Regions from separate parts of the Homo sapiens genome. Here region 1 is linked to region 2. The links are chromatin loops, found by intact Hi-C in ENCODE. Cell type or tissue: HCT116. All regions are shown on one strand. Each heading gives the region's core, and the rest is flanking DNA. Links, peaks and the distances in the headings are about the cores only. Region 1 overlaps SLC44A3-AS1 (SLC44A3 antisense RNA 1). Region 2 overlaps LOC105378861 (a long non-coding RNA gene).

Region 1 (16,310 bases), core at 2,985-10,984, 110 kb before region 2:
TTATTCTACTCTAGGCCTTGTGCCACGAGCTTTCTATGGGTCTGCCCATTTGGTCTTCATAATGCCCTCAGCTGAGGTTCACTTTTATTTTGAGACAGGGTCTCATTCTGCCGCTAGGGTGCAGTGGTGTGATCACGGCCCTCTACAGCCTTGACCTCCCTGGGCTCCAATAGTCCTCCTGCCTCAGCCTCCTGAGTAGCTGGGACTACAGGTGCATGCCACCACGCCCAGCTAATTTTTGTATTTTTTTGGAGAGATGGGGTTTTGCTGTGTTGCCCACGCTGGTCTTGAACTCCTGGGCTCAAGCGATCTGCCTGCCTTGGCTTCCCAAGGTGCTGGGATTACAGGCATGGGCCACCCACTGCACCCAGCCTGAAGTTCACGTATGATTTCTGCTTTATAACAGGGGAAGTGGAGGAGGTGTGGTAAGGAGCCCACGCTCACATGGCCAGTAAGTGAAGGAGGCCTGGCAAAGGCCACACTCTTGGTCTGTCACCCTGCTGCTTCTCCTCACTTCCTTGTGTAACAGCTCTGTCATCAATGGGCTGTGTGACTGCACACGCTGCTGCACCCCTGTGGCTTTCAGTTTCCCTATCTGTAAGGGGTTGCACTAGATGCTCCCCAAGGCCGAGGTATGTGGGCCTGAGTGCTCTGCATTCCCTGATCAACTTCACTTCATCAAGGGTCTCCCATGGATGTAGCCCAGTTGTGGGCACTTGGGAGATCCAGGAGAAGTAACATCATGGCCTCTGGCTCCTCAAGGAATTTAGAATCCACTTGAGGACATGACTGGTGGCACAAGATAGTGAATTATTAATTTCCCAATGTGTGATTCAGACTAGAGTGTAAGGGTTCTGGAAAGGCAATTGAATGAGTCTTGCCTAGTGGAAAAATTGATCATCCTAAAGGGAGAGCAAATCCTCCTTAACATTTGCTAAAAATTGCTCCTCTGTTAGGCAAGAGTCAGATGCACTTGGGCACATCATCACCATCTGACTCCCAGTCCACCCCAACACCCAGCCCGGGAGCCCTGGGAAGCTGGCGGATGTGCCACATTTCAATGAGACCATGAACCCTTAGAGGGCATGATGGTTTTTTCCTCCACATTATACACTTCCTTATGTTGAAACGTTTTTTCCACAGGGCTGCAGGGAAAGAAGAAGATGTATATTGGTGAAGCACAGCTCAGGGAAACAGAATTAGTTGGGATTGTGGAAAAGTCACTTTGTGAATCAGGGGATAGAGACGCCTCATATGCTGAAGCTGAATTCCTTCAATCCTAAAGAACTGGTTGGGAGCAGAGCACAGTTTGGATGGGTTTGCAGCTATGATACCAGGGAAAAGAACTGCTGGACTCCATACTCTAGCCAGTTTAAACCAGCATTGAAATCTCGAGTGTATTTTAAATTTTCAGCTTGGGTTTGCTAGATGAACTAAAGAGTGAGTCTTAGGTTGTTTTTGCCTTACTCTTGTGGCATCTCAGAGCCTGTAGAGAGTTGGCGTTTGTCCCAGTAGTCTTGGTCTTCCATCCTCTGTCTTGCCCTGTTGGTGTTCCCTAGGGTTCTGTGCCAGCCCTGTTGCTCATCCTAACCCTGCAAGGGGCAATAGCATCCATTTCCAAGGTTTCAATGTTCAGGAACAGGCTGCTGACTCTCCCTCCAAAGGTCCAGTTGAGAACTGACTTATAAGTTCTGAATCCATGTATGTGGCTGCCCTCTGGGCATCTTCACTAGTAGCCCCACAGGTACCTACTTCTCCACTAAACTCCCCAAACCTGCTTCTCCTTCTACACCTCCTAACTCAGGGAATGGCACCATCACTCATGCTCACCATCCCCGGTGTCCAAACAGTCAGCAGTTCCCACCCTATGTCTTTCCAATCTGTGTGGTACCTTGGTTCTGGCCCAAGCATCTTTGTCCTCCAGCAGCCCTCACATAGGTCTGCCTTCCAGAGTTGCTTTCCTACAACCCCTCCACAAAGCAGCTAGAGGGCTTCTATGACACAAATAGGAAGTGCAGCCCCCATCGCCAACACCACTTAAAACTCATCGAAGACTGCCAATTGCTTTGGGGATTTAGCCTACACTCCTCATTTTCAGGTTGCACCTGCTTATCACTCTACTGGGCTCCATGCGTGGGTTTCATGGGACTCCCCCTCTAGAGATGTGTATTATCTGACAAGATCAGGGGATGGGAGAGGTGAAGGTGTTTGATGGGAATTACCATCCCTCCCACCATCCCGCTCTACCGTATTCTCAAATTCAGAACATCCCAACAGAATTCAGCATGCTGTTTCTCATTCTAGTGCATCAGAACAACCTCTCACAAATCAGCAAGAAGACAAACCACCTAAGATACCCACAGACGATCACCAGGGAAAAATACAGAGCCTTTCCCACCCTTCCTGGCCAGAGCTGACTGTTCCCCTGTTAGTCCCGCACTGAACCTTGCCTGAAACTCCCTTATAATAGTTTGCACTATATGGCATTTATTTATTAGTTTATCTCTTTCTTTAAACAATCATCAATTTGGTTCATCTGTCTATCTTCTATGTGTGTTCTATGCAGCACATATCTGCTATGCATGCTATGCACAGGGTGGGCTGAGGAGGTTCTCTGTATATGAATGTGAAATTATTACATCACAATATTATACCTTTTCTCCCATTAGGAGCATTTATTTCATTAAAATGGCTTGTTCTGAAAATATTCCCTGATATTACCAAGGATTAATGTCCTTAATAAGCAATCTGTTCTTATTAACCAATAAGAAAAAGACAAATTCCCTATGAAAAAATTGACCAAAGACATTGGATTCTTCCTTGTCTCCCATGTAAACAATAAAAGCTGCAGGTTGTGGCGAAACAGGTACTCTGATGTACCATTGGTGAGAGTGTAAATTTGTAGACCCTTTTGAGGGCCATTAAGCAATAATAATTCCAAATTTAGAATTTGGTTGATCTCTGACCCAGCAATTCCTGGAACTTGCAGAGATTTGTCCTACAGGAATAATCAGATAAAGACACCACGTTTATGTAAAAGAATATTAATTGCAGGCCAGGCACGGTGGCTCATGCCAGCACTTTGGGAGGCCAAGGCGGGCGGATCACCTGAGGGCGGGAGTTCGAGACCAGCCTGACCAACATGGAGAAATGCTGTCTCTACGAAAAATAACAAAATTAGCCGGGCATGGTGGTGGATGCCTGTAATCCCAGCTACTTGGGAGGCAGAGGTGGTTGCAGTGAGCCGAGATCACGCCATTGCACCCCAGCCTGGACAACAAGAGTGAAAGTCTGTCTCAAAATATATATATATATTAATTGCAACACTGTCAAAATAGTTAAAATGCAAATAATTTGAACTTTCATCAGTATTGGTTTGGTTAAAAAAAATCATGGTGCAGCCATATGATGGAATATTATGCAATTGTTAAAAGAAAAAAAAGCAAATCCCAAGAGATTTATGTTTTTACAAGGAAAGATGTCCGCAATATATTAAGTGAAAGAGGCAGATTGTAAAGCATTTTATCCATCTGCTCATCCATCCTTCCTTTCATTCTTTTATTCTACAAAAGAGGTGAAAAAATGTATATATATATATCAGACCACTAACAGTTTTATCACCATATTGTCACTGGATCAAGTTAGACTTATTAGGGACTTCCACATTCTACTTCATATTTTGGAGATTTTACAAGCAGATATTATATTTATAGTAATAGCAAAAACAATAAATACTGCCAATCTGGGAGACAGTTTTTCTTCTTGCTTATTAAAGGGCAATTTGAGAGACTTTCCTCTGCTAGCATGTGAGAAACTGGCTGCCACACAGGTAATTTCTGAGGGACCTTGGCTTGGTGGTTTAGCTCCTGATGGCAGGTCTCACATCGCATGGATTAGTGCTGCATTTTTAATGCAGTTTTCTACTTACTCTTTAGAAACCACAAGACAACATTTCACAATCTATTTCCACCCAGCAGACAGGAAAAAACTACGCTCAGTTTTCAACTATCAGTGGAAAAGAATTGTTTGTATAAAAGGAATCTACAAATAATAGACACTTTATCCATTCCTTTTTATCTCTTCCACCTACATTTCTCTCAACCATTCTTTTTCACTTGTTACCAAGACCAAAATAAACTGATTTACAATTTCTCTTTTGCTCATCCTCAATGTGCCCTAGGCCTGACTTGTTCTTAGAGAACCCTCTCTGGCTCCTGTTGGTTAATGGTTTCTTTTTAACCAAATCACAACAGGTTAATTAATACGAGTTTACAGTTTTTCTTGGTATTGATGGCGTGCTCATTTGACTATGGCTAATGGAATTTCATCTTTTTCCTTTCTTAGGAAACTGAAAGTACAGTGTACTTTGTCCACCATATTGGTGACTTTATGTTGACTGAACCTGTTAAGATGGAAGGGGCGACAACTCTGGATACCTGTTAGGATTCATGTTTTTTAGAGTGTGGGAGATAAACCCTTTAGGGCTAAAAGTCTGCATCACCTCATCAAGCAAGCCACCTACACCGCCAGAAGTACTTGCTGGGAGTGGAGGGATTCTAGAAAGAGTGGCAGAGCAGGGAGATGATGAATATCAGCCACAGCCAAGGGACCACTGCAAAGGTTTATGTTAACCACTCACACAAATTTATGTAAAAGAATATTAATTGCAACATTGTTAATAATAGCTCAAATGCAAGTAAGTCAAACTTTCATCAGTAGTGGCTTGGTTAAATGAATAATAATAAATCAGTGGCTTAGTTGAATAAATCATGGTATGCAGCCATACCATAGAATATTATGCAATTGTTAAAAGAAAAAAGCAAATCCCTAGAGATCTAAGTTTGATCCCTAGAGATCAAATAAGTTTGACTTATTTGCATTTTAGCTATTATTAATGTTGCAATTAATATTCTTTATATTCTTTTTTTTTTGAAATGGAGTCTCACTCTGCCACCCAGGCTGAAGTGCAGTGGTGTGATCTTGGCTCACTGCAACCTCCACCTCCCAGATTCAAGCGATTCTCCCACCTCAGCCTCCTGAGTAGCTGGGATTACAGGGGCGTGCCACCACGCCCAGCTAATTTTTGTATTTTTAGTAGCGACAGAGTTTCACTACGTTGGCTAGGCTGGTCTCGAACTCCTGACCTAAGGTGATCGGCCTTCCTCGGCCTCCCAAAGTGCTGGAATTACAGGCATGAGCCACTGTGTCTGGCACAATTAATATTCTTTTGTAGAAACTTGTGTGAATGGTTTACATAAACTTGTGTGAGAAGAGATGTATCTTGTCTCACTAACTCTTATCTTGTTAAGTTTTCCCCCAGAAACTGTGAGTGTCCACCCTCTTGAAGGCGCAGTGGCGGAATGAAGTTCACAGAATGGAAGATGTGAGCTGGTCTGAGTGATGCAAGGGGTGGTCTTGGGTGGGCTCAGTTCCTGCTCCCTCAGAGGCCTTTGGATCTATTTTTGCTGTTTCTGTGAACTCCGCCAGTGCTTTTTGGTGCTTTTGCTTCAAACAGCCCCATACCCGTGACTCTCTTTGGAAGACTGCCATCTGGTTACTACACTGCTTTGCCCACAGGTGCAGAGCCCAGACATGCCAGGAAGTTTCCATCTTTTTAGGGCATCCCTTAGCCAGAGACCAACAGTTTAACGCCACAAAGCCCAGCTCCCTTGTCTCCATGGGGACAAACTCAGAAATCTCACACACTCCCTTGTGAGACCTTGCCTGCAGTTGCACCCTTGCTTGGCTTCTTCTCAGTCCCCTGCCGACTTGCCCCATTCCCGTACCAGACCCGTTTCTTTGGGAGCTTGTCTTTACTAAGTCACTTGCACAGGACCCTTCCTCTCAGGATCCACTTCTGGGCAATCCTCACAAATAACAGACAAATGATAATAGGTAGCATTCACTGAGTTTGACCATGTTTCAGGCACTGTGATAAGAGCTTTTTACATGCCCTGGTCCACTTAGTCCTCCAGAATTCCATCAGGCAAAGCAGGTGCAATTATAGCCTCTTGGCATAGTTTAAACTTGGGACTGCAGACCCTGGTGCCTGACTGCCTGGGGTCAAATTTCAGTTCTCCTAGTTACTAGCTGTGTGGCCTTGGGCAAGTCACCTATTTTCCTCACCTGTAAAATGGAGATAATAATAGAATCTACTTCACTGGTTTGCTCTGATGAGCTAAAGTGAGCAAGGCATTGAAATGCTCTGTAGGTATTTCCTAAATGAACAAATACTTCACACAGTAGGCCATGGAGATTTACAAAGATGAAGGCCAGGCATGGTGTAATCTCAGCACTTTGGAAAGCCAATGTGAGAGGATCGCTTGAGCCCAGGAGTTCAAGATCAGCCTGGGCAACATAGAAAGACCCCGTCTCTACAAAAAATAAAAACGAATTAGCTGGGCATGGTGGGGTGTGCCTATGGTCCCAGCTACTCAGGTCGAGGCTGCAGTGAGCTATGATCATTTCAGCCTGGGCAACAGAGCAAGACTCTGTCTCAAAAAAAAAAAGAACTAACTTGCTCTAGTTCACCCAGCTAAAGTTGGCAAATTTGGGGCTCAAATCCAGGTCTGTGAGATTTCAAAGCCCAATTTCTTGGCTATGATTCTATGCCACTTCTGTTCAGTACCACTGCCCCTTCTTGGGCCTTCATATCTTTCAAAAGGACCACTTTTCTCCAAGTCTCCCTGCCCATTGCTGGCTTGCCTTTGCGAGCATCAAGTCCTCCCTCAGCAGAGGGAGACTGGGTCTCCCCGCACTGCCCTGGGATGGAGGCAGCTCTCTACGCTGCTGGATCCTGCCTTGTCCTGGAGGGGCCACCACATATTCATTCTTAAGGGGACTTCTCCGCAGGCTATACTTTCTTCATTTCATCAGCTCACTCCCCGCCAGCAACCCACCAGAAAATCAGAGAGAGAATTTCCTTTGCTACTGGAGTAATAGCTTATGAGTACCTCTTTTCTAAATCAAAAACTCTATTCTCTGTTTTCCCAATTGCAGAGGTAAGTGGTAAATGGGATAATAATTTAAAACATATGGAAACATGTGAGGAGGAAAGGAAGTGAGAAAACTCTCACTTGCTGCCCATATGGCTTTTCTGAGTTTTTTAAATCCACCCTGGCCTTGACTCACTGGGGCCATCACAGGGCTTTGGGATGACACACCTGGCAGGCCTGGCCAATGTCCTTATAAGGCAGCAGCTCTGCGGGGAGTCAGCTGCTTCTCTGGCCTGCGTGTCAGTCGGGCGATGAAGCAACACCCCTGAACTGGGAAGGGCGGGGAGCAGTTTGCTCCTGATTCTCCATAGCCCCACTCGGGCAGCCCTACTTCCTTTTTTGTCGGGTTGAAAGTGAAAAATTGAACTCTGGGAGAACAGAGAGAATAAGGCCACTTATTTCCTTTTTACTTATATAGCAATATTTATTGGGCAGCTGCTATGTGCCAGGCATTTTAATCTTACCAGCTCACTATCTACAAGAAAGGGAAGAGATTCAGTTGTAGTGCTCAGATCTAACCATGCAGTTTCTCTCATATATGTGTGTGTGTGTCTGTGTGTGTGTGTGTGTGTATATGTGTGCAGGCCAAGGGGGTAGGGGGTGTCTTAAGCTCCCTTCAGGTCCCAGATTTGGGAACAGCAGTATAATGAAGAAGGGACATTTACCATTTAATGTCATACTTACCAATGTACCAAGCGTGGTGATTTACATACATCATCTCATTTAATCCTCAGGGACTAAACATCTACTATGAAGTAGGCGTCAGGGGCTAAAGCAGAATTTCCTTGAAATGTCTACCTAGGTTTATCTTGCTTTTCCCCAGATCCCAAAGTCGGCCAGCATGAGGCCCAATGGTTTATATACATCTTAACCTCAAAGGGTGTTTTCTGTTTCAACCTTAATACTTACAGCTCAGATCTGTCACCAAGGTTTGCTTCCAGTTCAGATTCTCAAATAAACTGTCCTGGCCAATGGCAAATTCTTGACTCCCTGGGCTGATCTGTCCCCTCCCAGGATGCCCACAGCCAGCCACCAAGGATTCTGGATCCCTGAGAATTTGCTGACTCTATCCCCCCACCTTACCTGTCTTGAGATAATCTAACCTCTGGGCTCCCAGGTCATGCCCCCACTCCACCTCCCTCAGTTTGTCTGCTCAGGACCCAGCTGCTCTGCTGGGTGAAGGAGCCAAGACCTAGTTGATACCCCAGGGTTTCCAAAGAATCTTACCTCGTTCGAAGAAGGGATGCTGCAGACTTGAACCACTTTAGGACTCAGTCTAGATTGAGTTCCCTGTGCTATGTTCTTTCCTATTTCCTCTTTCACAGCCCTCAGCATGGGTTTCTCTCTTGGACAGGTGGAGACAATTCCACTGGAAGAGCTGGAAGCATACCTAGATGGCTTCTCTGTGTTTGAAATGTCAACCACCCTCTCCTCTCCAAATTTCCCCAACCTCATCTCCCTCCATCTTCTCCTTGCTTCCTCCATTGTGGCCACATCGGTCTCCTTTCCACTCCTTAAGCCAAAATCTAGGGTTGCCAGATAAAATACGGGATTCCAAGTTAAATTTGAATTTCAGATAAACAACATGTAATTATTTTAGTATAAGTATTGTTATGGTTTGAATGTGTGTCTCCTCCACAATTCATGTTGAAACTTAATTTCTAATGTAATAGCATTAAGGAGCGAGTCCTTTAGGTCAGTGGTCCCCAGGCTTTTTGGCACCAGGGACCAGTTTTGTGGAAGACAATTTTTCAACAGGTTGGAGGGGTGGGGATGGTTTGGGGATGAAACTGTTCCATGCTAGATCATAGGCATTAGTTAAATTCTCATAAGAAGAGCACGACCTAGATCCCTCGCATGCATAGTTCCAGTAGGGTTCCTAGTCCCATAGAGAATCTAATGCTGCTGCTGATCTGACAGAGGGTGGAGCTCAGGCCGTAATGCGAGGGATGGGAAGTGGCTATAAATACAAATGAAGCTTCGCTTGCTCGCTTGCCCCCACCTCCCGCTGTGTGGCCTGGTTCCTAACAGGACATGAACCTGTATTGGTTGGTGGTCCAGGGCTTGGGAACCCTGCTTTAGGTGATTAAGTAATGAAGGTGGAGCCCTCATGGATGGGACTGGGGCCTTATAGAAGGGCTTGAGGGAGTGGGTTTGCCCTTCTGCTCTTCTGTTCGGTGACACACAGTGTTCCTCCCCTGAAGAGGACGCAGCAGCAAGGTGCCATTTTGGAAGCAGAGACTGGGCCCTCACTGGACACCAATCCCAGCTAATTTCTGTTCTTTATAGAGGAACCAGTCTGTGGTTTTGTGTTACAGCAGCACACATGGTTAGACTAAGACAAGTGTGTTCCAAATGTTGAATGCGACATATACTAAACAATCCCTTTTCTTGTTCATCTCCTCTTGTTTCTCGTCCTCCTCCTCCTGTTTGTTAACTCTGCAACTCTAGGCTTAGCTCATTCCCACACTAGGGATGTTCCTCCTCTGACGATGACATGATTTTCTCCTCTCTTCGACTCTGGCCTCTGCCCAAATACCTTTTCTTCAGGAAGGCCTTCCCTGATCTCACATCTCAAATGGGAGCCCCATCACTCCCCATTCCCCTTCCTCTTGTCTTATTTCCCTCACTGCTTTATCCTGCCTGACTTTACCTTGTTTTTGTTTGTTTGTCCTCCACTAGCATGGACTCCTCAGGAAGGCAGGGATTCACGTCTGTTTTGTTCACTGCCATTTCCCTAGTGGCTCATAGGGCCTGGCATAAAATAGGCATCCGAAAACTATTTGTTGAATGAATGGATTATTCTGCAAGATGAAGAGAGAAAAATTTGGAGTTTCCAGGTCAGCCCAAGAAAGAGAAGATTGGAGAAGAAGGCTATAAAATTACTGGGGGAAGAGAGGAAGGACAATGGTAAAGGAGAGACAGAGAGAGAGACAGACAAAGAGACAAGTTACTTTCTGAGACCTTTCTGAGTCTGAAGGTATGTGAGCTCAGAAATATAGGCCTCTACACAGGCTGCTAGGTTGCATCTCCAAGGAGAAGAGTACGATGTAGAATTTCAAAGCACAGGCTTTGACAACCCAGACTCAACATTTGTAAAGCACCTAACAAAACATTTGACACTTGGCAAGTGTGTATCAGAAGGCAGCCGCGAGTACGTCTCATTGACAACTACACCCCTAATGATGAAATTCACACTCATCCATTGCCTCTTTGATTTTAGCTGACTTGCAGCTGATGGCTATTTTTCAAAAGCAAACAATTTTTTTTGTTTTTGTTTTGCTTTTAAATTGTCACAGGAGGGTTAGGGTGCCCACAGGGTGATTAAAAAATGTCAAGCCAAGTACACTGTGAGCCATGTGACTCCCAAGCTGGCCTCATCGAACGAGGATTCAAATTCAGCCACAGTGCAGGGATAAGTCACTACACTCAGGGGCCTTTGAGGTTTCTAGGATATAGTTGAAGCTGCAAGTGTTAAACCCAGGGGTGTCAAGGGCCCATGTCTCTGAGCACACAGGACAGGGTGTAGTTGTTAGTGCTGAAGCCAGTCCAGCATGACGTTTGCTAGCTCTGTGATACACAGCCTCACCTTTAGACCTCACATTCTTCCTGTGGAAAATGGGATGACAATTCCTGCTCTGTCTTTCTTACAGGTTTGGATGACCATAAAATTAAATAGGGTATGACAAAGAGCTTTGGTGACTGTGAACTACTATATAAAGCTTAGGATCGTCATGATGTCATCAGCATTGTCTGCAGGGGTGGTCTTGGCTGGCTGACTATGGGTTGCCAATCCCATGGACATCTTGGTGTCCTCCACGCCCTCTTCTCGGCGCCAGGGTAAAATGCCAATCAGTGACGTGTCCCTGTGGGACTCAAATGACACAAGATGATCACCCTCTGGAGCTCTAGCTCTGCATCCTTGGGTCAGGCCAGCAAGTGCTGCCAGATGTGCACCTCCCAGTCCAGCAGCCACTGCAAAGGCAGGAAATTAGCACCAGCTCTGAGTAAACATCTCTGTTCTTTAACTCAGCACTTTGCTATGTTAGTAATTAGCTACACTTTTCCAGGACTAGACACCACACATGACAAGTCCCACGATCCCCAGTACCAGTGAGACAGTCACGGCCTGGGCAGGCTTCAGCCCCTCTCCTGTCCCAGCCTCAGCAGTTCTGGCAAGTTCTTAGATGGCAGCACATTCCCAGAGCCAAATGATGCATCCTGAGACAGACAGGCAGGGAGAGGATGCACTGGTGTCCATGGCCTTGGCCCATGATAGCCTGCAAAGCCAGTTGCCCCTGAGAAGCAATTTTTCTTTCTCTCATTTGGATGCTTATTGGCCAGAGCTGTCCTCAAACTGCAGCAGGCAGTATCCTTGCCTTAGGACCTGCAATTTCATGCATTTATCAGACAAATATGAACCGAGTGACTGCTAGGTACTAGGTGCTCAGAACGCGTCAGTAAACAAAACAGATTTGAATTTCCCTTCCTTCATGGAACTTAAGTTCTAGTGGTGGGAGGAGGACAGAAAACAGTAAATAACTAGATTTTGAATTGTGTTAGCAGATGATAACTGATGTGGGAACTTAGCAGGTAGAAGGCAACACAAGGTCAAAGAAGCCGGGGATTCCACCTTGACTAGGGAGCTCAGGGCAGGCCTCACTGAGAAAGCACCACTTGCATGAAGGAGGTGGGAAAAGCCTTCACCTGGGGGAAGAGCCTTCCAGGCAGAGGGAACAGCCAATGCCAAGGCCCTAATGCCTTGGCCACTGCCTGGTATGTCCAAAGAACAAGGAGACCTGTGCCAGCGGCTGCAGCTGAGTGAGCCAGGGATGTAGGAATGTGTAGAGGGTGGTTCTGGGAGGTGGCAGCAGGAGAAAAGTGGCTCAAAGTCAGCTAGTGGTACCATCTGGATTTGGTTTCGGGGCCTTGAAGCCTACAGAATTTGCGGACACTTTCTTAAGAATGTAAAGTTACAAAAACGAAATTAGACACAGGGCTCTGGAAAGGCAAGCGAGGGTCCCTGAAACCTATGTTCCTTCGCTTCCCTCTAGTGGAGCCCTGGACCTGAGGACGGTGCTGGGAGGGTCCCACCCACCACAGAGCCTCCTTCCCTCCCTCCTTCCCCTCCGATGTTGCCCTTCTGTGACTTCTTTCCTCCCTCCAGACTTCCTGTGACAGTCATCTCAACCAGAGTTTGCACAGATGGACATGGGGACAGAGGGAGGAGGTGAGGGACCACAGTAAGGCCCATCCCAGGCCCACATTGGTCAACCTCCAGCCCTCAGGGACAATGCGGACAGTGGGGTGGCCGGGAAGTTCCTCCTGAGAGGGGAAGGGTGGGAATCACCCCGCCACGGAAGACATTTCTCCCTTCTTGGTGGTTCTGTTCCCACCCAGGGAAAGAAACTAACAGGGCAAGGCACACATTTAATATGAAAGCAGGCTCAGTGTCCTCTCTCAGGTCCCCACATGGTCCTTCAGGAAGTAGCTTCAAGGCACTGGGGCCCCAGGGAGATGAGCAGTGAGACTCTCTCTCAATCTGGCTGGGCGAGTTCCACTCAGGGAGGCCCAGACTCTGCTTCAGAAACCTGGAAGGAGTTTGCGGGGGAGTGGAGCAGACAGGGAGAGGAAATAAAAGGAATTATCCTCTGAGCCCAGTTATTAAATATCAGCAGAGGGGAAAGAAATTCAGAGTAGGTAGGAAACTCAGGCTAGGCATGTTTCATCATGTACTTTCTCTATAGGATGTCTGCTAAGGGCCTGGTTAACTACAAACCATGCATTTTTTCCCTCCCTCCCTCCCTCCCTCCCTCCCTCCCTCCCTCCCTCCCTCCCTCCCTCCCTTCCTTCCTTCCTTCCTTCCTTCCTTCCTTCCTTCCTTTCTTCCCTCCTCCCTTCCTTCTTTCCCTCTCTTCCTCTCTTCCTCCCTTGTTTTGTTTCTTCTTTAGGGAGAAAATATGCCATTCAAAAGTGCCCAGTGTGTGCACACACTCTCTTTTTCTTTTTTTAAAATTTAGCCTTGACTTGAAATTCAGAGTATGCATATTTTTTAAAAATTGTGATAATTTTTTTAAAAAGATGCCAGCTGCTAATTCCACCTAGGTAGAGACATTTAAACAAGTTTGGCTATAATACAGGAATTTTGATGAATTTGTTTAAATGAGATTCTCATTATAATACAATCCCTTGCTGTCTGGAAGAAATAAGTCAGTCTAGAAACATTTACAGAACAGCTGCTATATGCAGGGGTTTTTTTTAGGTCTCATGGGGTGTTCAAGAATGTTGATTCCAAAGTCTCACTCCTCCAGGGGTGTCCCGTAGTCAAGAGGTTGATGCTGATGCCTGTGGAAAGAGCGGCTGAAGATGGCTTCTCAGGCTTTCATCTTGACCTCCTCCTCTTACTTCACACTCGCCCTGGGCTCCAGCCTCAGCACCCAAGACGTCAACCACCTCCCACCAGGCTTGCGATGCCAAATCTTTATCTCTAGCCTGACTCCCAGCACCTTCCAGTCGTCTGCCTAGAGTGGAGGCTGGCTGGCTCCAGTTCCCTTTCCAACAGCAGCCAGGGTGGCCTGCCTCAAACGCACACATCTGGCCACAGCACTCGCCCACGCCCGCGTAGGAGCTGGCCCTGGTCACCGTCATCCACGTCAGAGATCACAAACATTTGGAAATGTAACTTGTTTTTCAAATAAATGTTATATTCAAAACCAATAGAAGAAACAGATGAAAAGTTATCTTATTGGTAGATATGTACTTTATAGGCACACATTGTTATAAAGCCAGTCACTCTGAACAATGTGAGTATTTTAAGAAGTGTAAACATTTGACATTCATGGTCATGGGTACAGTTGCAGTTTTATGTCAGCCTTGGTATTCAATTTATTCCTGCATTTGTTTCTATTGTCCAATGTTGAGAAAGTTCAATTCACAGAAGTAAGTCATAAAATTGTTTTGCTTTACTTTATTTTTAATTTTTAAACAGCTTGCCTTGAAATCTCAGGATGCGCTCAATTAAACAGACCCAATACCTTAAATGTGGAGTAGGAGGAAAATTTGATTCTAAGTTGAATCATTAACAATATCTAAGTGCTTTTACTCCCTGTGTTAAATGTAAAAGTCAAATCAAAAGCAACCCAGCCTCAGGACAGGTGCTCGTGTGATATGATCCTGACTGCACAACTCACCATTATGCAGTGGGAGGGATCGTGATCACCTAGGTTTTGCCTGTGTGAATTTGGTTGAGTGTGACTCAGTTTACCATAGTAGTATGCTTGTACAAATTGAGAGGACATGCATGGACCTGGATTTTAAGAAATCACCTATATAGAGCTACAATCTTACTAATCAGTGACACCTCTGTTAAACATTCAAAGTTATGAATGAAACTAGCAGAAAAGATAAATTTTTCAGACTATCTCAAAGAGAATTTTCCTGGCAACATGAGTTAATACGTTGGTGGTCTCCAACATGTTACAATGTTTTGATACAAAGCGCATGTGACTATGTTGTTGTAAAATCACAGTTGATTTTTTAAATGATTTAAAGTACATATTTTGGGTAGCTTTTAAAAAAGTATTTATTTAATTTTAACAGGATTTATTGGTTTTCTTTGATTGCCTCTGGTCAAGCTTTGGAAGTTATTTTATTTTTTTAAATAGAAAATTCATGGAAATGGTGCAAAAGCCAAAAGGTGAAAACAACAAAAAAAGTATATTTTGTGACAAATAAGTCTCCTCCCTCAGCCCTGTTCCCAAGAAATGTTTTTCTTCCCAGACGCCACACCACATTTATCAGTTTCTTTGAATCCTACCAGAGATAGTCTATGCCTCTGTGTGTGTGTGTGTGTGTGTGTGTGTGTGTGTGTGTGTGTCTTAGCTTGGGTTGCCCCAGGAACAGACTTTGACACAGGATTTAAATGCAAGCAGCTCATCTAAGAGGTGCTCTCAGGAAACACCTTGCAGGAAGGTGAGGACAAAAGATGGGAAAGGGAAGGTAGCCAGTGGAGGAAAATTGATCAAGTAAATTACCGCTGTGGACAACCAGAGCTAACCCCACTGGGGAGCTCTGAGAGCCAGCATAGGACCTGTGGCTCAGAGTTATTTCTCCCAAGGGGAAATGGAGCTGGAATTTTATAACCAACTCCGTTGTCTGAGAGCTGTGGGGTGTGGGCAACCGGCCATGTGGTCAGGCACAGTGGACTCTGTCTGTCAAAGAAAACTCAGTCAAAGCAATGCAAGGGCTGGCAGTTTGAAGTGGGCTAGTGTGTAATGCAATGTCAAGGAGCAGGAAGTATGGGCAGGGTACAAACAGCATCTGCTACAATATTATCTGAAACACATTTTAATGAAATTAGCACCAAACATGTGCAGTAACTCATGGCCTAGCCCCATGAATGCCAGGCTTCCATAGAGACTGGTCTGAAGACCGTTGTCATTTTTGGCATGGCAAACAAAACCTTCTGGGGTTGATTCTTTTGGTTACTTCTGGTTCCTTTTCCATTTTGATCTCAGTCAAGTTTTTGCCCCAGTAATACAAATGACTTGTGCTTGCAGGTCCCCAGACAGTCCCGGTGTGCACACTTCCCTGCTTCTGTTCATGATGTTCTCTGAACCTGGGATCACCTTTCCCCTTCCTCTTACCTGCCCGATCCTACTTGTCCTCCCAGATTCAGGTGAGTTGGAAAGAATAAAACTGGCCTTATGGAGTTGTAGAAGCCTCAGTGAGAGGATGTGTATAATATTCAGCATGGTGTTTGGCACAAAACTCAGTAGTGGTCATCTGCCTGCCTGTCCATCTCCCCATCTGTCTGATAACTTGGGAGCCCACCCCAATGTTCCCAGACTATACCGGGATTCCTCTCTTCTGTGCCATCCTAGCACCCTAGGCACACCCATAGGAATGATCTGCTTGTCTGTCTCCCCCGATTGTGCCGGAAGCTTCTTTGGGACAGGAAGCAGACTTTGCTAATCTCTGAACCCCCATTGCTGGTACAGTGCCCAACACACAGTATGGCTTAGTGAATGCCTGGATAGAATTCAACTGAGTGCACCACACAGTAACAATTCTTTGAGGTGTTTGTGCAAATTCTGAAGAAGGAAAAATCACTGCACATAGGGTGGCTCATGAAGGTGTTTTTAGATGGGCCTCTATAAGAGACACACATATAAAGATTGCTTCCTTCTTCCTATTAGAAGAGCGAGCCTTGTTGACCTATGACTTTTTTGCATGCTAGATTGCATGCAAGATTGTTTTGCTCGTTACTTTCTCTCTCTCTCTCTTTCTCTCTCTCTCTCTTTCTTTTTAATGGAT
Region 2 (16,310 bases), core at 2,850-10,849:
AGGGTACCTTCCTGATGTTGCCATGGCATTTGCAAACTGTCATGGCGCTGGTGGGAGTGCAGCAGTGAGGACGACCAGAGGTCACTCTCGTCGCCATTTTGGTTTCGGTGGGTTTTGGCCGGCTCGTTTACTGTGACCTGTTTTAACAGCAAGGTCTTTATGACTTCTATTTTGCGCTGACCTCCTATCTCATCCTGTGACTTAGAATGCCTTAACCATCTGAGAATGCAGCCCAGTAGTTTTCAGCCTCATTTTACCCAGCTCTTATTTAAGATGGAGTTGCTCTGGTTCACATGACTCTAACACATAGACTCCTGAAACTTGACCTTTCACCTCTCACTTTTATCTAGGTTGCCTAAAACTGCATTTTCATTTCTGACCTCTCACCAAATGCCTAGAGTCACATTTAATATTGCCTAATGTGCATTGCACATGCAGGTCCTGTCTCCCTTCCAACAGTGTCCCCAAACACCACCTCTCCCCTCTTCTTCCTAATTCTTTCAGTTTCTCTGGCTCTCTGACACCCTTTCAAATGAGAGAAAAATTGAGAAGGCAGGGAAAGTGAAAGTGGATTTCAACTTTAGCTCATAATGCCTTGTGTTATCAGCAACCCACTCCACCACCCTATGACAAAATAAGAAACATCTCTGGGACTGGCTGCTTCTTGTATCCCCAGAATCCACAACTCATAAATGGCCAAGAAGGTTGGGAAAGATGAAACTATAAACTAAAAATAAAATCCTAAGTTCCCCAACTGACGGAATGGACTCCCTCTTGTCCAAGGAGGCCTCAGAAAATGTTAAAAACTGAGCCTTGACAGGAGATCAGATACGCCTCATTATGCCCCCTCCCTTTTATGGGTTAGAAAGAACTGAGCAGCATTAATGTTAAAATTGAGCTCATAAGACTGACAGAACAGACTCTTTGTGGCAATAAAATACTAAATTATAAACAGGACCTAGAGCCATGCCAGACAAGGGTTGAGTCACTCACCTCTACACCTAAAGAATAAACTGTGTTCTCTGCCACAAGGTTTACCTTTTTCTCTAGCAGTTAAACAAGCACTGGCCTCGAGATAAGCAATAGTAAAACAATTTGCAGCCACTGCCATGCACTAACTGACCCCCTGTTCCACAAGCCATCACTACAGCTTTGATTGGACAAGAGACTGATTTCAGTAACTTTCTCCTGATAAGAAGACCACCAACCATTGACTGACTCTGGCCAGTTTACAGAGGATGCACATTTGAGTGCCTTTGCATCCTAAAAAGACCTTTGACATTAAAGGCCTAATTGTAACACATTTAAATGTTAAGTCTTCACCCCTAGGTGAACACGGGTTGTATGTTACATGCATGCTTGTTCAATATGCATGCGTCAGGACCGCCTTCATGAATATTCATGGCTCCTCTTATAACCTGTTGAATATGTGTACTTGGCCAACCCATTCAGCTTAAATTCCTGTCCAAACCTTCCTCCTTCAAAGTGCCTGTCTTCGGTCTTTGCCAGAGGCTACACTTCCCAGCCTGCAGATGGCCACCTTGCAGGCTGTAACCGTTTATAAGAAACAAAGTGTCCTTTCCAAATTTATATATTTGTGAAGAAAAACAGTGATCTCAACCAAATTTCCCTTGCCAGTAGAGAGCAATAATTTGAATAATATAAAACAAAGTGACAGAAATTCAACTCTAACCAGCTTAAACAAAGGCAAATTTTCTTAGTTTAATGAGCTAAGAAGTCCAGGAGAGACTGGACTTTGAGCACTGCTGTATTTGGGTGCCAGACAATGTCATCGGGGACCTGTCTCCTCCCTCTCTTTAGCTCAGCTCTCCTCTGGATTTACCTCCATTCTCAGACCAGCTCTCCCCAAGTTAGGCAAAGACAGCGACCAGCACTTCCTGCCAGCTTTGCACCACCACCAGGAGGAAAGCTCCAATGTCTTATTGTTTCTGCAAAAGGTCGGGAGCTGATGCTCATTTCCTTTGTTGGTCAACATGGCCATGCTCACCCCTAAACCAATCAGAGATCAGTGCCCTCATTGGTCGGGTTTGGGTCTAGACTCCTAGAGCCAGTCACTGGGGTCAGCCCTAGGCAAATCACATGGACTGAGGATGGAGGAAGAGTGATCCTCTAAGGGCAGTGATCTGTTGGTGCCATAAGAAAAAGAAGTGGATGCTGGGCTGGTAAAAATATGGTGAGCAGGTGCTCACCATAATCCCTAATAATGATATCTATAGGATTGTGGTAAGAAATAAATAATATGGATTCAAGAAGTTTGAAAACCATAATGCAATTTTATCTAAAAGGTGTTTTATTATTCAGCAGATAATTCTACTTTTCCACAGAAAAACTTAGATAGATTGGGCCAGGCATGGTGGCTCACACCTGTAATCCCAGCACTTTGGGAGGCTGAGGTGGGCAGATCACGAGGTCAGGAATTTGAGACCAGCCTGGCCAACATGGTGAAACTTTGTCTCTACTAAAAATACAAAAAAAAAAAAAAAAATTTAGCCCGACGTGGTGGCACGCGCTTGTAGTCCCAGCTGTTGCAGAGGCTGAGGCAGGAAAATCGCTTGAACCTGGGAGGTGGAGATTGCAGTGAGCCAAGATCGCACCACTGCACTCCAGCCTGGGCAACAGAGTGAGACTCCCTCTCAAAAAAAAAAAAACAAAAAAACAAAAACACAACTTAGATAGATTGCGTTGATGCTATAACCAAAAGCAATAGCCATTGCCTGTGCTGCTGGTTGGTCCAGCAGACTCCAGTGGCAGAGGAGGGCATCCTGGTTTTGTGGTAGGAAGAACCTTGGCTTTGAAGTCCTGCAAATGTGGCTTCTGGTCCCGATTGCATTTTCTATTGGCTGTGTGAACTTGCACATGCCACTTAGCCGTACTTCCTTCAACTGAAATGAGAGTAAATCACACTTTCTTGACACCTCATTTCTAGGTGGATTAAGAAGTCATGTGCAAAGCACCCATGATGCCTGGCAGAGCAGGTGAATGGTTAACAAATATTAGAGATATTAGCCCCTTTTCACTCCCGTGCCTCCAGGACTCATTTTATTACTTTATTACAATTGAAATTTCAATAACTTAAGGCATCTTAATACTGAAATGTGGAACCTGGATAATCCTATTTTTTAAAATAAAGAAACAGAAGTAAATCGAGTTGATCATTGCTGAGTTGCCATTTAAATATTTCCTAAATATACTAATTGGTGGGGGAGGGAGATCCGAATGTGGAACTGGGGCCTTTGCCCTAAATATCCATTAACCCAGGCCATGAACTATGGCTTCAAATGTTGTTGGTATCTCTGACATAGACACACCAACTCTAACAGCACACAGACCAGACCTAGAGAGCAGGTGTGGGGTTATAAAATTATCTTCCCAAGGTGCAAAAACTGCAGTTTTTAAGACAAACCTGAGTCAGCAATGGGAGTGAAATGTGAGCAAGGAGACCGTCAGCGATAAGGAAGGGGTGACTAAACGAACCGGCCTTCCTGGGGGGATTTGGTTTTTGGTGTGTATTTTGGGCAAGGTTAGATGGGAGCAAGGACAGGAGTCAACAAGACTGTAAGATGAGAGCTCGCCTCCTGAAGGAACTTGGGAGATGCCCCGTGCGCACCCCCACACCCCTTTCTGCTAATCGCTTCCTTCCACCCTCAAATCCCTTTTTGCTCCAAGAATCATCCTCTGGGAGGAACATTTACTCAGTTTACTCATTTCTGCCACCTCACCCGCCACATTTATAAATGAGCCAGGGCTCAGGAAAGTATGCGTTCCCTCCCCTGCCTCCCCAGAGTTATAGAACCACAAAGAGCCACCTTAGGAGGCCGTACGATGCTCCCAGCATTTCCCAGGAAGTTTCAGGCCCCTCTGTTTATAAAAGCAGTAACTAAAGGAATGCCAAGTGCTCTTCAGCTTTGTGTCAGTATAAACAAGTTTCACACTGGATGGATCGCCATCAGCCTGGAGTTTCCACAACCAGCACGAAGTCACCACCTTCTGTTTTCTGCTCTCAGCTCAACCTGGCCACCCACCTCCCACTGTGTCTCAGAGCTGTACTTTCCTGTGGGCAACTTTCTGAGCCTGCAGAGGAAAAGGCATCAGCCATACTGCAGGGTTTATTCATTAAGATTTTCAGACAATTTCCTACTATCTCAATCAATTCAGCGGATAGCTATTAAGAAACCAGAGGGAGAGTTCACTCCAGATACACTGAGATGCAGTCTCCACATGAAGAAACTTAGATCAGGCCTGCAGCTCCAGGACACAACTGCTTATGCGCCTCTGTGCAGCCACACCTGGCTGCCCAGCTCATCAGCTCTAACTCTGTGTTCTGAGGAAATCTCCATTCACCGAGTCCTGCACCTTAACTCAGTTCGATGATGGGATGAGAAGGACACAGTGTGGGGCCTTGATAAGAGAGGAGGCCCCTCAGGCAAGCTTGGGCCACAGTGGCCGAAAGAGCCTTGCAGTTACCAGCAGAACACTGCAACTCACTGACCCTCACTTCTTGCTTTCCTGTCTGCAGTCGAAGCCCTGATCCCTGCTTCATCATTCACACACAGACCACGTGTCTCGAAGTTCCAAAGTTAGCAATGGCCGGTCCTTTCCAGACCCATTGGTTTACACAGCCTACACCCCAAATTCTACCTGTCTTTGTTCTCTGTTTCCTGTAAGACTGTGTGTGGGCCTCACCTCCTTGGCTAACTAGACTGGAAGCTCCTGAAAGGCAGGGGCCTCTCACCCGGGTTCTTTTTTCCTTCTCAGCACTCAGCAATCTGCTTGGAGCAAGGCTTATAGATCACTTTGTTGATTGTTACCAAAACATGGACTTGGCCAGTTCTGGGTAAATCTTTAACTTTCAAGGAGCCTGTGAGCAGACGAATGTCCGAAGGTGCTAAAGTTGTATGACTCAACAGATACAAACACAGATGGGGTTGGGTCATTCCTTATTCCACAGCTGGTGCTCTGTCACCTGGGTCCATATCCTCCCGATAAACAACCTGGCTGAAAAGTAAGAGCTGAAGGGCTAAGAGGGAACTGCAGGCCCAAGGCCCAAGGAGGAGACGGGGGAAAACAAGAAGGGAGGGATTAAGAAAGAGATCCACAAAGAGGAAGGGGGAGAGGCAGGCAGAGAGAGATTAGAGCAAAAGAGACAGACAGGAACACAGAGAAAGAGGGAGAGAAACAATGGAGAGCAAGAAAGGTCAGAGGTGCCGAGGGAGGGTGGTAGAAAGCTCAGGCGGTCTGGGATCAGGTCACCAAGCCATGATTTGTCCTAATAATTGAGCACCTGCTACATGCCAGGAGTTGTGCTAGGCCCTGGACATGCAGTGGTCAAGAAGGCAAGCCCATTCCTCAAGGAGTTTATATTCTAATGGAGGACTGATGATAAATAATATGCAATAAGATGTGTTGAAGAAAAATAAAGCAGAGGCCAAGGATGTTGGGAGTCAACGTCCTGTAATCCTAGCACTTTGGGAGGACAAGACGGGTGAATTACTTGGGCCCAAGAGTTCAAGATCATCCTGGGCAACATAGCGAGACCCTGTCTCTATGAAAATTAAAAAAAAAAAAAGTATTAGCCAGGCATGGTGGTACGTGCCTGTAGTTCCAGCTACTCAGGAGGCTGAGGTGGGAGGATCACCTGAGCCTGAGGCTTCAATGAGTCATGATCACAAAACTGCACTCCAGCCTGGCTGATAGAGCAAGACCTTGTCTCGAAACAAAACAAAGCAAAATAAAGCAAGGTGGAAGTCTACTCTCAAGTAGAAGCAGAATTTCACTTAGAAGATTTGACTCCTCATCCAGTGCTCATGTGAAAGACCAAATGCACCAGACCATCAAGGAGATGGTTTTATTCAGGGTATTGCAATAGGGAGAATGTTCATGAAAGGAGAATGTCTCAAAGAAAAGGAAGGGGCCCCGGGGCTTTACACAGGCAGGTGAACAAAGGAATCTCACAGGAATCTCTAGAAAGGATGGAGGCAGGTCTTACTTGAAATATTGGAGGGCAGGATGGTCCTTTGAGATTTTGCCATGGAACACAAAAGGATGGGGGTGTTTTGGAAAACAAAAAGGTAGGGGATTTCTTAAGCTCAGGTAAAGTTTAACCTGTCCCTAATATCCTGCCACCTCCATTTTTCTAAACACTAAGTATGGTCACTTTGTTGTGCTCATTTGCTTCTTACCAGCACCGTAACATGGAGTTCCTTCAGGCAGCACACAAGCCCTTTGTGATCTGATTTCTATCTGTTCCCAATTAGCTGAGGTAGGGAAGCACACAGAGAACACACGAGAGGATCTTGTAGGCCAGAACACCCAGTGTCTCTGCACACCTCCCATTGGCCAGAATGCAGTCTCGTAGCATCCTCAACTGAAAGGGAGGCTGGGAGGTATCACCTAGCTATTTGACCAGGAAGGAGGAAATGGATGTTAGTGGTCACAGCTAGCCAGCTTTGTTGCATGTGCTGTTCCCTCTCTCTTTAGAAATGTCCCTCTGCTTCCTTCCTCGCCTTTCTCTGATTAGAGGGCGCCGGTGCACCCTTCAGGTCATCTAAGTGTGTCTTCCTTTAGGAAATCTTTCTTGACCACCAGTGTGGTCAGTACTCCTTGAACGCCTCTGTAGCACCCAGAATATTTTATAGCACTAACCATATGACTCACATTGTTCACTTTCTCATCAGTCCCCTACATGACACCTTGAGGTCCCTGACATTAGAAGCTGTGCCTTTTGTCTTTCTGTACTCAATGCCTAGTGCTGTTTGGCATTGGATTGTAGGTGATCAATAATGTCTGTCAAATAAATGAATGGCTCCTGGATGGCTTCTAAATGGCCAGGATCTCCAGATGTGCTCCAGAAGGATAATTTCAACCAAGAAGAAGACACAGAAGTTTCCACAGTCACCCTAATAGCTTTCGTTTGCCATCTGGGCCTGGGTCAGTTATCACACTGGGACCCCAGGAAGAAGCTTAGTGTTGTGGATGTTAGAGATGCAAAGAGAGCTCAGGTGCCTTATTTTGAGCTCAGCCCACTAACCGTCTTTACAGCTTGATTAGCCTTTAGAGAGAAAACAGAACTTTGGCCTCAACTTCCTGGCAGGTAAGGAAAGAGATTAGCAGATGCCCATTGTGTGAACCCGGCTAAGACTACAGCCAACTCGGAAGCAAGGCGATGGGCTGGAATGGCTCCTATCCACATGGTATTTTGGTAAGTTAAGAAAAGTTACATAGTGACACACTCTGGTACAGCTTCTGTGATCCCCACATTGCTCTCAGCCAGTTTGAGTCAGGACCAAAGACAGTAAAATCTTATTAACACAGGAGAGAAAGACTGAGTCATTTCCGTAATGACTGCCTCACAGCAGGAATCATTACCAAGCCTGAGAGCGAGAAAATGGCGCTCTCTTTTTATGTGGAATTGTTGGCTGGAGTCTCGCCTTTATGACTTTTGAAGAAGGAATTATATGGTTCATACATCCAAGAACAAATAAAACAGGGTTGCCGGCCGGGCTCGGTGGCTCACGCCTGTAATCCCAGCACTTTGGGAGGCCGAGGCGGGTGGATCACGAGGTCAGGAGATCAAGACCATCCTGGCTAACATGAGAAACCCTGTCTCTGCTAAAAATACAAAAAAAATTAGCCGAGTGTGGTGGTGGGCACCTGTAGTCCCAGCTACTCGGGAGGCTGAGGCAGGAGAATAGCATGAACCCAGGAGGCGGAGCTTGCAGTGAGCCGAGATCGCGCCACTGCACTCCAGCCTGGGTGACAGAGCGAGACTCTGTCTCAGGAAAAAAAAAAAAAAAAAAGCAGGGACGCTACCTCATGGTGTGTGAGTAGTCAGACAGCAATGATACCAGGACCTGGCATCAGTGGGGCAGAGCAGAGCGGGGTGGTGTTGAGGAGGGCCTGGGAGGAGTTGGGTATCTGCAGCTCTTGGGCCTGCCGAGGTCCCCTTGCCACCTCCAGTATTTGTGTTTGAGGTTCATTAGGGCCAAGCGGGTCAGGAAAAGGAATAGAACATAAATTTCATAGCTTTACATGGTTGACTTGGGCTCTGTAAGTGGTAAACCCAATGAAATAAAGGTGAATCATGCCTTTTGAATCCTATGTCTTTATTTAGGTTCCGGTGCTTCTCTTCCTGGTTGGGCTGGTTCTTATCCAGGCCTTTTGAGGGCCATGGAGGGTGTCTGAGGGCACAACAACAGGCCTCCTTTAGGGACACTATGGCCTCAGGACCTTAATTCCCAAATGCTTCTGTTCTCTTTAGCTCTCCTCACAAGAGGGGAAAACTGCTGCTATCTCTCTTCTGTGGAGTTGTAGGTATGTGCCTGCATTAAGCAGAAACATTGAGCTGCTCAGATGATGATGACGATGATAGCTAACGGTCATTGAAACTTACAATGTACTAGGCACTAAGTTAGGGTATTTACATGCAAGATCCTGTTTAAATCTCATAATCACTCTATAAAATATGTACTACATCCACTCATTGTTTTAGGTGGAAAACATCCTGGTGGGGAAGATTCTGAGAAATTCAGCTCCAAAATAGAATCATACTAAGAAACCCACCTAGAAGTCCTGGCAAGGATGTGCTTCTGAATTCCATCATCATTAGTGGTTGTGCCCTGGGAACCAGCACAAGCTCTTTCTTCAAATTTCATTTCAAATTTTATCACTTTTCAACACCCCCACTGTAACGACTTTAATCCACTTACCATCATCTCTCACCTCAGCTACGAATAATAACAGATATTTTTGAGATATTCTTGGGTACCAGGCATTGTTCTACACACTTTACATGTGTGTTATGCCTTAATCTTCATGGTAACACAACAAGGTAGGACTCATGATGGAGACCGCTGCATTGCACAGCTCTGAGTGGCACTGTGCACGCTGCACTCGTCGGACTCCAGGGGGAGATTCTGGAGTTGTACAATGTGGTAACCCTATTACATCTCCATTTTATAGATGAGAGAAGTGAAGTGCAGGTGAGTTATTTAACTTGTCCATGCTCATGCTGCTCATCAATGGCAGACATGCTTCAAACCCTGGCAGTCTGGCCCTGGAGGCTTCCCCACTGTGTTATACTGCCTCTCCGTCCCTATACTAGCCCCCTGGTTGGGGCCTCTGCTCTTGCTCTTCTGTATTCTCCAGTGGCTAAAGTGATCCTTTTAAAGCACATAAACAATATAAGGACTCAAAACTCTCCAATAGCTTCCCATCAATCCTGGAATACAATCTGAACAAACTTCATAGCATGCCCCATGAGGCCCTATGTGATCTTCTCCTCACCCCATGCCTCCAGGCTCCTGTGTGACAACCTTCTCCCAGCTCACTATATTTTTGTTTTCCTGAGACCATACCCTTCTGATCTTTTTGTTTTCCTGAGACCATGCCAAGCTTGTGCTCACCTCAGGGCCTTTGCACATGCTGTTTCCTGTGCCCCTGCCTCATCCTCTGCCTGGATCCTCTCATGGGCCACCTCCTCACCTCATTCAGGACTCTGCCCAAATGCCACTTTCTCCAGAGAGGCTTTCTTGATGTATCCATGTAAAATAGCCTCCAACTCACTTCCACCATTCTCCATCCCTTTAGCCTTCTTTGTCTTTCTTTGTAGCGCTTAATAGTACTCAAGGTTATACTATGGATTGATTAATGTATTGGTGTATTAACCCTTGGATGTAAACAGGGACTTTTTCATCCTCAACACTGAGTCTTCAGGGCTGGAAGACAGACTGGTACAAGTTGGAGTTCAATAAATACTGGTTGAGTAAGTGAATAAGCAAAGCTCCTGGAGAGCAGGGCCACCTCTGCCCCAGTCCAGGGGACACAGTCAGTTCTCAGTAAGCACCAAGAAAGCAGGTGAGGATGGGAAAAGGAGAAGGAAGACAGGGAGAAGAAGAAAAGCACTATTCAGATTTCAACTTGACAATACTTATTTAGTGTTTCTTTGGTGCTAAACAAAGTGACACATATCTCATTTAATTCTCACATCCTGTGAAGTAGGTAATTTTAGCAAGAAAGGAGAAATATAAGGATGGTAGGCAGAAATGTGTTTGCATTAATTCCTTGATGCAGTCTTTACTTACGACAGAAAAAAGGCTATCATTAAAGATATGGACTTTGAATTGCTTATCTTTATGCAACTAAGCCACAAGAATTTTGTGTTTATTTTTTATGATTCAAAAGCATTAATCTTACAAGCTGTATAATTTGTATTTACTTTTGCTATATCTTCAAGATAAAGGATTCATTCTACCATCCACTGCTCCCCCAATCCAGCTTTTAAAAATCCCCCATGTAGTGATTCAGTTCATGGAACACCTGTGAGTTCCCTCTACAAATTGCTGCGTCAGTTTTTCTGCGGAAGGAGTCTTTCTAAGGATGTGTCCAAACTAAAATACCATTTTATAATAGCATTAAAACAGCATTTTAATCACTTGATCATTTTAATCACACAGCTTGCAAGACTCAAAATCTTCATAGTGTCCTCATCTGAAATTTTGGGGGCCCCTAAAACAATTTTTTTTGAAGTTGTCTCTCCTTATTAAAAGAAAGTACTCTTCAGTGGGTTAAGCTCCTCCTCATCTAACAAGGCATAAGCTGGTTGTTCTGTGGTTAAACCTGAGTTTACACAATAAGGATGTGGCTACTACCACAGGGTTGTGCAAAACAGGGGAATCTTACGACGTCTCGGCTTTGGGCAGGGTCCCAGTTTATGTGACAAACCCCAATCCAACGGCTCCCTATACCACTGGGCCAGCTGGCCAACCTGACTGGTCCCTCCAGTCCTCCCTCTGCGTACCAGCAGGACCTCATAAATTCAGGTTGGGGTTAGAATTAGGATTAGCGGTCACCCTCTTGTAGCTCAGACCCACTCGGTGCTGAAGCAGCTCCACGGGCTGCTTTCCAGAAGTGTCGAGGCTCTTAAAGGGCTAGTAATACTCAAATAATAACATGCGCCTAGCCAGAGACATTTAACCCCTGAAAAGTGTCAAGGATAATGGAAATGATAAACCCATGTCACTTCTGAGAGATATTTTGGGGGCTCATTTCTTTCTTTGTGTCCTGATGAAAGGAAAGGCAATTTGCATATTCTGCTGAACCCTGATTCTCAACCACCACAGTGTTCTGGACACTAAGTTGCATAATAGGAAATTTAGGGGAGACGCTTTCCCCTTAGAGCCTTCCTGCTGCATCTGCCACAGTTATCCCTTCAATAAACAGCCCCTCTCCATGTTATTTAAAACTCAGAAGTGCTCTCAACAACTCACTCCTGATCAATTATATGCCTAAGGTGAAGTTGGGCATGAGCAGGTATTTTGTAGTGAAATGAACTACCATTTGTATAACACATTGTATTTATGATACAGCTTCATTCTCAGCCCTGGGCTGGGTATTATTATGACCATTTTTGTTAGCGGGCAAACCCAGGTATAGAGGGGCTGATAACTTGTCCAAGATCATACAAGGAGAAGAGAAAGAAATGGAACTTGAATTCTGATCTTTGGACTTCACATTACAAGCAAGCAAGGCTAATCAAAGCAAGCCTAAACAAACCCAACTGTCACTCGGATGGAGATCCTCTAATGCCAACACCAGACAGAAATACCACATTCTTGCCCAGGAAAATATACTGGGGGTACTTATGGCTAACAGAATTATAGGATGATGACAAATGGGTCCGCTGAAGACAGGGGTAAACACCCAACAAGTTTTGGTAGCCTCAGAGGGCAGTGCATCAGAATGATCTGATAACTGGCTTTCATACAAATGCTCTTAAATCAGCAGGGCAAATGGGATCTGATACTGCATTCTTGTTTCACAAGGCAGTGGGTTAGCTGGAGATTTGGGAAACTCTTACATCAAAAAATGATTAACACAAACATTAAGACCCTCAAGAGATATGATTTAAATACTGGAATATTTTATTTCTCTGAAATGCCTCATCCCCTGATGATCCCTGACAAATCAGATGCTACTATATAGATCTGCTGATCTCTCAGATCTAAGTTTCAGCACAATGTTCAAAGTTGCAGCTTTAAACAATGACAAAAAAATTACAGTTAAACTTCTCACAACCCTATATTGTTTCAGTCTAGGAAATGAAAATAAAGTCTGCTTTTACCCAGTGAGCCTCTAAAATTCCCAAATCCTTGGTAACAGATGAAGTAACTGACATAACTTGCTGCTTTCATGTGCATAAAACATCATTTTATTTTTTTCAGTCTCCCATGCACCAGGTTTTCAGTGAGTACCAAAAAACTAAACATATTTTCCAGAGTAAAATGTAGCATATTCCCAATTCTTAAGGCTCCTCGGAGGATTAAATGCTATTTAATGGACAGGAGAACTTGTTCTGATAAGTTTCTCAGACACTGCAACAGTGTAGGTGGAAGTGGCAGAGAACATGAGGGATGCAGTTGTCCACCACCCCGGGTCACCCTCTCAATCTCCTCCTTTCCTCCAGGAGAGGAGGCTGGCTTTCCAGGTGCCCTGGGCTTGGGCAGAGGAAGCTCTTGTCCCTCCCTGCTCAGTGCCCTGCTCAGCTACCATTCAGGTGAGGCTGCCCTGCTCCTGGGGAGTCAGGCTAAGTCTAACCCACAGAGAGAGAAGCTGTATCTGGACAAGTCTCTAGAGCCTCCTCCCCAGTGACCTTGGCTAGTGACAACCTATTCAGATGGGAACAGAACTATGCTCATTCCACACTTTGAGCTTTTCCCATGGAAATTTGTCATCATCTAACTATAGAATGTCTGTAAATGGAAAACTGAAAATGCCGATAATAAGCCCTCTCTATTGTGACTTGTGTTGGTGTTTGGCCCTCTTAGAGAATGTCTGCTGCTTTATATTAAAAAAAATATGTATATATATATATATATATATATGACAGAAAGGGAAGCCTATTATGTTACCCCCTTTCAAAATTTTTTGATGACTTTCTCCTTTCTACATAATAAAGCCTGGGGTTCTTATTCTAGCATGTACAGCCTGCTGCGAGCTACTTCAAACTACTTTCCCAGTTTTTTCTCTCATCTCATTCCACCCCATCTCCATGCCCATGTCCATTCTAAAAACATGCACATACACACTACACACACACACCACACAGCCTCCATAAACTCCAATGGTTCTACGTTAATTACTTTTTCTCAGGCCCTTTCTGCTCTTCTTTTCTTTCTTTGGGGTGCCCTTTGACCATTTCCCCAAGTTACTCTAATCACTATTCCAACTGCTCCTCCAAGCCAAGCTCAAATGCCTTCTGTTTCCTGAATGTTCCCCCAACCCCCTAGGCTGATTGCCCACCTCACTTTACCTTTTCCGGGGCCTTGCCGTAGAGTTATCTGTGTACACATCTATGATCCTGAAAGTAGGACCCTGTCCACTCAAGTCTGTATTGCCTCGGGCCTATCTGGGGTCTTGCATAAAGTAGATGCTCACTAAATATTAGCTGAACCACAAATCCACCACTCTCAAAGAGAAACTGAGGTCAGGGACCTGGAAAGAAATAAAAATGGCTCTACTTTTTACTCCTCCTGATGATTTCAACACTGACTTTGAAATTTTTCCTCTCCGCTCCGGCTTGCAGGCTGCAACAGGCTTCAGTACCAGTGACCACTGGCTAAAGCCAGGTGGCAGTGAAGATTCAGGCAGTTAGCTGAGTCCTCCAGGCTCCTGGCAAAGTAACTGGAATTGCAGGAGAGCCAGCCGGGAACCCTACAGCCACCTCCCAAATTTGAGGGTGGACATTATGCTAAGCTCCCACCCTTCCGGCCCCCCACCCTGTCCTTACTACTTGCCTCTGGGGTATGCAGTGTCTTCTGCAGACAGGGCACAACTGAGAAACTCTGGGCACGCTATTTCACACCAAAAGCAGAAATTGCTGGTTGTTTGGTCCCAAAGCCATTCTTTACTTCCTTCGTATCAGAAGCCCGGATTTTTAGTGGGGTAAATGACCTCCCACAATAAACACTACATTTCCCAACCTCCCTTGCAACTAGGTCTAGCCATGTGACTAAGTTTTAGCTGATGAGTTATAAGTGAAAGCAATGTATTCGACTTTCAGGAGGTGTTCTTGAAAAAAGCGAGTGCACTCTTTTTTTGTTCCTTCTTCTTGCCTGCTGGCTGGAACATGGAGGGGATTGCGGGAATCAGACCATAAAGTAGAAGCTAAAGGCCGGGCACGGTGGCTCACACTTGTAATCCCAGCACTTTGGGAGGCTGAGGCTGGCAGATCATGAGGTCAGGAGATCAAGACCATCCTAACCAACATGGTGAAATCTCGTCTCTACTAAAAATACAAAAAAATTAACTAGGCATGGTGGTGTGCGCCTGTAGTACTAGCTACTCGGAAGGCTGAGGCAGGAGAATCACTTGAACCTGACAGGCGGAGGTTGTGGTGAGCCGAGATCGTGCCACTGCACGTGCCACGTGCCACTGCAGCCTGGCGACAGAGCACGACCCTGTCTCAAAAAAAGAAAAAAAAAAGGTAGACGCTAAGGCTGAGAGCAACAAGACAAAAAGGGCTCATGTCCTTCCACTACATAAAATTGTATAAGCTCTGAATTGTCTATTGACAAACTTCTTTCATATGAAAGGGAAATATAGTTCTATCCTATTTTAGTCATTATTACTTTAGGTTTTTCTGCCATAGGCATCCAAACCTAAACCAAAAAGAAACATTCCTGAGCTCTGATTTCTTTCTATGAAATTTCCAATGTCATGGAGTTACTCCAAACGTTAAATGAAAAATCTCTTTACAAAGACTCCTAAAATTATAGCTTGACACACAGGTGTGGTGGCTCAATTCCAGCACTTTGGGAGGCCAAAGCGGGTGAATCGCTTGAGCCTAGGAGTTTGAAACCAGCCTGGACAACATGGAAAAACTCTACAAAAAATACAATAATTAGCCAGGCATGGTGGCACACACCTGTGGTTCCAGCTTCTCAGGATGCTGAGGTGGGAGGATCACCTGAGCCTGGGAATTTGAGGCTGCAGTGAGCCAAGACTGCCACTGTACTCCAGCCTGGGTGACACAGTGAGATCTTATCTCAATAAAAAATAAAAGTAAAAATAAATAAATAAATAAAAGACTCGTAAAGTTACAGCTGGACACCTGGGATGTGATTAGTAAATACCTTTTTTCTAACTCTTTTCTTTTCCAGCTCAGGTTTGAGAGATTTTGCTGTGACTTTTCCCAGGGGGCTTTATCATGCGTGTTCTCTCCAAAATTCTCTCCTGGTTCACTATAAGACACAGCATCTGGTGGAGCTGAAATAGCAACAGCTGTTACTCATGGAGAGCTTGCCACACGCTGGACCATACAGTCACTTTACACGGAAGATCTTACCTCATTACTATGACTGTGCAATGTGAGGTGAGCAATACCCTCATTTTGCTGAGGCAGAACCTGAGATTCCAGGGAGTGAAGTACTTTCCCAAGATTACACAGCTCATCAGCAGCAGTGCTGGGATTCAAATCTAGGTCTGGCCAGCCCTGGAATCCATGCCTTTGACCACATTGCTGCCTCTGCTGAAGGGCAGAAGACTTGGGAAAGCAGGAAGATTTCCCTGCTGCTAACCCTGCTTCCACCTCTGCAATCACCCAAACTGACATCAGGACCCTCTTCCAGCCCCTTTCTCCACAGAGGGCAGAGGTGTGTTCATGAATCTGCCCTCCTCAGGCCCTTAAATTTTGTAAGAATTGTTGCAGAAAAATGCTTTCATTCATGGCTGAGTCTGAGACTCTGTCCTCTTTCTAGTGATTTTGATGCCACTGCATAAACATACCTGTGAGATGTGTGGTTTTTGTTTTAAATAATTTGAAATTATTGGAATGTAACAATCAGCATTTGGAAAGTTTTATGTAACGGGATATTAAATTGAAGCTTTCATGAGGCACAAAACACAGTATGTTTGTAATCCCAGACTAAGAAGTCAAATCTCCATGTTTGCTTCAAAGGAAAATTCAGAAAACCTGCTCCATAACTGTTAAATCTTCTCACCACTTAGAGAATAAAAAAGGGCCAAGAGGGCCTGGTGTGGTGGCTCACATCTGTAATCCCAGCAATTTGGGTGGCCAGGGGGGTGGATCACTTGAGGTCAGGAGTTTGAGACCAGCCTGGCCAACATGGCAAAGTCCTATCTCTACTAAAAACACAAAAATTAGCTGGGCATGGTCACACGTGCCAGTAATCCCAGCTACTCGGAAGGCTGAGGCACAAGAATTACCTGAACTCAGGAGGCAGAGGTTGCAGTGAGCTGAGATCAAACCACAGCACTCCAGCCTGCATGATGAA

Evidence for each region. A loop is a pair of places that touch in the nucleus more often than their neighbours do. Peaks named below come from ENCODE experiments on the same cell type or tissue, not always from the same donor. Only the 100,000 strongest peaks of a DNase experiment are listed, where the experiment ranks them.
Region 1: it touches region 2 in a loop (2.8-fold over the local background); 5 of 110 quality-filtered maps call a loop at or near these places.

What each region holds. Positions count from the first base shown.
Region 1 is chr1:94,704,801-94,721,110 of GRCh38, reverse strand. The region is part of intron 2 of SLC44A3-AS1 (SLC44A3 antisense RNA 1); the gene reads left to right. Among named protein-coding and RNA genes, the nearest start is that of MIR378G, 33 kb to the left of the region's middle. RefSeq lists enhancers at 409-698, 8,562-9,519 and a silencer at 7,086-7,135. In HCT116, for the core only: no CTCF peak of the experiment used is centred there; a DNase peak (open chromatin) is centred at 7,180; H3K4me3 peaks cover 966 bases; H3K27ac peaks cover 878 bases.
Region 2 is chr1:94,596,976-94,613,285 of GRCh38, reverse strand. All of the region lies in intron 1 of LOC105378861 (a long non-coding RNA gene), which reads right to left. Among named protein-coding and RNA genes, the nearest start is that of MIR12133, 61 kb to the right of the region's middle. RefSeq lists enhancers at 3,775-4,275, 4,276-4,776, 6,692-7,891. In HCT116, for the core only: no CTCF peak of the experiment used is centred there; a DNase peak (open chromatin) is centred at 7,375; H3K27ac peaks cover 3,040 bases.